2 separate regions of the Homo sapiens genome follow, and region 2 is linked to region 1. The links are chromatin loops, found by intact Hi-C in ENCODE. Cell type or tissue: Caco-2. All regions are shown on one strand. Region 1 holds the start of RAET1E (retinoic acid early transcript 1E). Region 2 overlaps LRP11 (LDL receptor related protein 11).

Evidence for each region. Hi-C counts contacts between places; a loop is a spot of excess contacts. Peaks named below come from ENCODE experiments on the same cell type or tissue, not always from the same donor. Only the 100,000 strongest peaks of a DNase experiment are listed, where the experiment ranks them.
Region 2: a loop joins it to region 1, with 10 times the contacts of the local background. A loop is called at or near these places in 12 of 110 quality-filtered maps.

The regions. Positions count from the first base shown.
Region 1 is chr6:149,896,425-149,898,924 of GRCh38, reverse strand. It overlaps RAET1E (retinoic acid early transcript 1E), which reads left to right and starts at 812. Exons shown (of 6, transcript NM_001394057.1): 1 at 812-904. The region is part of intron 1 of RAET1E-AS1 (RAET1E antisense RNA 1); the gene reads right to left. RefSeq lists a silencer at 258-552. In Caco-2, no CTCF peak of the experiment used is centred here; no DNase peak of the experiment used is centred here.
Region 2 is chr6:149,833,635-149,836,134 of GRCh38, reverse strand. LRP11 (LDL receptor related protein 11) reads left to right here. Exons shown (of 7, transcript NM_032832.6): 5 at 1-50. RAET1E-LRP11 (RAET1E-LRP11 readthrough) reads left to right here. Exons shown (of 15, transcript NR_182438.1): 13 at 1-50. Among named protein-coding and RNA genes, the nearest start is that of RAET1E-AS1, 29 kb to the left of the region's middle. In Caco-2, a CTCF peak has its summit at 1,450 (motif pointing left); a DNase peak (open chromatin) is centred at 1,454.

The sequences.
Region 1 (2,500 bases):
GGCCAGGAGGACGGTGGCCTAGAACCAGGGTCGAGTACTAGATGACAGTGTGGTCAAATCATAGATATTTTATTTCTAGTCCAAAGAAGAGATAAGAAAGAGGTCGAGCAAATAGGTGATTTTTTTTTTAAATTATTCACAGCCTTATAACATAACCTCTAAATCTTCAGTAAAGTTGGCTACATTCACAAGTAGCTGGTGTCACTTTGGTGGGGGCTTTGTAAGGAAGTGGGCAGGGTGTCTTTTAAGGAAGACTCAGGAGAAGTGCTGGTCTTCCAGTTGCAGAGGGGAATGGAGTTGCAAGAAGAAAACAGCGAGGTTCAGTGACACACAGTGCGAACACGAGCTCAGGGGGCAGGAGCTCCAGGTCTCAAGAGGGCAGGACGATAATGCAGTGTTTGCACAGAAACCAAGCAATAGAGGGAGCCAGCACCCACCAGAAATGAGGTAGGGCCGCTGTCACAGCTATGCCAGGACCTGCAGAAGCCTAAACCCTGAAAAAAGGTGGGGGCCCCCACCTACATATCAAGGAAAACATATGTATGCCATCACATGCTGGTCTCCAACAACTGCTAAAATTACATTAAATCCTTTCTAGAATTTCGTGGCTGGGACTTGAGTCTGGTCTTGGTCCTTCTACTGATGGTGAATCCAGTACTGAATTGGATCCAATTCTGGACGAGTTACCCTGTCCTAGAATCACTCACACGTGACAGTTGACAGGTGGCCCCACCCGGTTTGCATGGTGGACGGGTGTTCTGCTAGGCCGGCCTCTCCACACCCAGAGAGACTGAACTGGTTTCTGCTCCTCAGAGAGTTTGCACAGAGACTCTGAGGAAGCAGTCACCTCAGGCCTCTCCATCCTAGAGACGGCAGAAGGACAAACATCTCCTGCTGGCACAAGGTAGGGGGTGGGGGATGGCTGGTGTTCCAAACACCCGTGCAGAGGGAACGTGTGCATGTTTGGGAGTGAAGGAGGAAAGCAGGGGCTCGAGTGGTGAGAGAACCAGGGGCAGATAATGAAGTAAAAGTGGGGTTGGGGGAGATGCTGGGGGTGTGGCGGCGGGGACGCTGGATAAGGCAGGGAGGACGGGGTGGCTCTGCGGGTCCTCTGCCTCCACACCAAGCACTCAGGGATCCGTGCCTCCTTCCAGTCTGGAGTCCCAATCGCCCCTCTCTCCAATTTGGGGGACAGGGATTTCTCCTTGTTCTCCTGCCCTAACTCCTTCTTTCCGACTTCTCTTGTCCCATTCTCCCTCAGATCCTCCCTTCCGCTTATGCCAAGGCTTCCACAGCCTCGCTCTGCCGGGCCTTGGCATTCCTAGCCTGAGTGTTGAAACCATTGGCCGGGACCTCAAGGCAGCTGGGGCAGGGAGAGGACGGTTAGAAGCCCAGGGCACACTGCCACAAAAAGGCTGTGACTCATTTTCAGGGATTGAAAACTGCAGTCCAATTCATTTTAAAATTTTCGTCTCTCTTTGGACTTCAGGCTGAAAGTTCTTTATAGCAACGGGCTTCCAGGGACTATGTGAAATTATTGGTTTCACTTTCCTTATCACCCGCTTCTTACTTCAATTAAAATTCCATTTCAGCCGGGTGTGGTGGCTCACTCCTGTAATCCCAACACTTTGGGAGGCTGAGGGGGGAGGATTGTTTGAGCCCAGGAGTTCGAGATCAGCCTGGGCAACGTGATGAGACCCCATCTCCACACCAAAAATTTAAAAATTAGCTGGGTGTGGTGGCTCATGCCTGTAGTGCCAGCTATTCTGGAGGCTGAAGTGGAAGGACTGATTGAGCCTGGGAGTTCAAGGCTGCAGTGAGCCGTGCTCATGCCACTGCACTCCACCTGGATGACAGAGCAAGACCTGGTCTCAAAAAACAAAACAAACAAAAATCTACTTCATATGTAACCATTACTTCAGTTTTGAAACCATTGCCTGAAGCTGACATTTTGCAGTTGGAAAATGGCTATTCCTTCCCATCTTCAGGTTGGCTCAGGCCAAGCTGAGATTCAGGACCACAGAGGGCAACAAAGGTGGAAGGGCCCCTTTCCCCTTTCTGTATATTTTTCCCAGCCTGTCTGCAGCTCTTTCTTTTTCTTCAGTGTTAGGTTGGCATCCCAGATGTCAGGACCCAAGTATAGGCCTGGTGTGCTCCTTCCTGTGAGTCATCAGACTTGTAGAAAATATTGGCCCTGCTAAGGAGCTACTCAGTGGTCATATCACACATATGCACGCACACACACACAAGCACCCATGCACACACACACACACACACACAAACACACACATACACTCTGTTCTTGGCCCACCCCCGCTGGTGTCCCCACAGCAGCAGTATTGGCAGGGCGGTAGCAGTGAGTTCCTCTCTGTGTACTCTCAGGGCCTGGATGTGTACAGAACAGGCTCCACTCAGGACAGATTTGAGACCCCTTCTCCAGACCAAGAGGTGGAAGTGCACCCTCAAAATTGAGGTTCTTTAACCTTAGCAGACAGAGAAC
Region 2 (2,500 bases), 63 kb after region 1:
TCATTCCGCCTTTTGGGGACCAGAGAGTCAAATCATTCCTGTGATGCCAGGTAAGGATTCACGGTGGGTTCTCAATGAAGAACCTTGTTTTCTGTAGCCAAACTTGGCTCACAATTAAGTTTATGTTTGAAGAGTGTTAAGGAAGTATCTTGAAATAAGAGTTAAAATTAAGAATTTGGCCAGAAAGGCGGGGGGAAATCTTGACATTTGCACTAATTTGTAGTAAGGGACACTTACTAAATACACTCATGTACCTACTCCAGAGACACTAATACATTTATTTGTAAATACATTAACACTTAGCTTACGTAAACCAATACCCAAAGTGTTAAATTTTAGGTTGTTTTGAGATGAAACAGCATAACCATTATGTATTTGTGTAAATCCTCTTCACCCAAGCAAGTGAACATTTAAACAAGTTGTCTTGAAAGAGATGCATGTGCTAGTAATTCAACGTTATGCCTCCAATTTAACTAAATCTATCACTAAAAAAAGTAAGGCTAATGAGATTTATTTTTATTTTTTTTGAGACAGGGTCTCACTCTGTTTCCCAGGCTGGAGTACAGTGACGCGATCACAGCTCACTGCAGCCTCAGCCTCCCAAACTCACATGATCCTCCCATCTCAGCCTCCTGAGTAGCTGGGACTATAGGCGTAGTAGCTGGGACCACCATGCCTGACTAATTTTTGTATTTTTTATAGAGACAAGGTTTTGCCATGTTGCCCAGGCTGGTCTTGAACTCTTGGGCTCAAGCAATCTGCCCACCTCGGCTGGCCTCCCAAAGTGCTAGGATTATAGGTGTGAGTCACTGCACCTGGCCTAAAATACATTAACATGACTAAAGCATTACAGAATTTAGCCAGATGCAGTGACTCACCTATAATCCCAGCTACTCTGGAGGCTGAGGCAGAAGAATTGCTTGAGGCCAAGAGTTTGAGACCAGCCTGGGCAACATAGTGAGACCTTGTCTCAATCAGTCAATCAATAAGTATTACAGGATTCCATCATTTTTTACACACTTATTATTTGCATGATTATGTGACATGAGACAGAAATAGAGATTATCACATTTCCAAAAGCTTTTCTAATGTCTTTTCAGACTCTGCATAAGTTGTATTGAAATAACCTGACATGATTTTAGTAAGTTTATTAAGAAAAATTTTTGTTCATTGTACAAGATACGGAAGATGCAAAATAATTTAAGAAGGAAAGTGAATTTAAAATACCACCTCTTTTGAAAACTGCTTTTAATATTTGTTATATTTCCTTCCACTCTTGTTTATGTGCCTTGTAGATTTTAAGTGCCTCCATAAAAATATGTCTGCAAAACATTGCATTCTATCAGGGGCTTTTCTTTCTGAGTTTTGGTTAAGAATGCTGCCAAGTGTCTGCTTTTTTGGTCCATTCCTGGTTGGTACTGCCACCTACTGGTAAAATCGGTCACTACATGCAAGCCTTTGGATGTGGTTTTAGTGGGTTTTCTCTGCTTAAGATAGTTTGTATGGAGAAGAGCATCACAATCTAAGAAACAGAGTTGGGCAGACCAGGCATCTTTGGCAGGACTGCCGAAGGGGTGAAGAGTTTATGGAGAGATCTGTGTTATCAGAGGCCAGGATGGATGAATTCCTACCACATTACTGTGGTGGAGAGAACCACGTGAGCATGAACAAATTAGCTGAAAGTAGAGTCGAGACCAAAGCCCAGGTCTTGGCTCTACCTTTAGAACCTTGAATAAGTCACTTCATATCTCTGGACCTCAGTTGCCTCATCTGTTAATAAGGGACTTCAACCAGATGTCCTCCAAGGTGCTGTCCAGCACTGAGGAATGATAAATAGGCTGACATTCATACTTTACCCCATCAGCCCTTACCCATGCTAGGTGTCACTCATTGGTCCCAGCACTGTCCCATGGGGAATGTGGACTTAGCTCAGAATCCTTTTGAAAATAGTGCTCCAGGCTAGAAGCCATTATTCTCAGCAAACTAACGCAGGAACAGAAAACCAAATACTGCATGTCCTCACGTTAGAAATGGAAGCCGAATGATGAGAACACATGAACATATGGAGGGAAACAACACACACTGGGGCCTGTCAGAGGGTGGGAGGTAGGGGGAGGGGGAGCATCAGGCAGAACAGCTAATGGATGCTGGGCTTAATACCTAGGGATGGGATGATCTGTGCAGCAAACCACCATGACACGTTTACCTGTGTGACAAACCTGCACATCCTACACATGTACCCCGGAACTTAGAAGTTGGAGGGAAAAAAAAGAAAATAATGCTCCAGGCTGCCACCTGCGGCTGATGGGAGTCAGCACCCAATTTCCAATCTATTTATGATCTCTCCTTTTGCTTTTTGATAATCAGCCTTTGGATTTGGTTATGAAGATGTAAAGAGTGGTCTTTCACAGATGCAGAGAGATTAGATGTACAGTTATTATATTAGGGCTTTTTCTAATTATTAAAATAATATGGATTTACTGTAGAAAATATAGAAAAA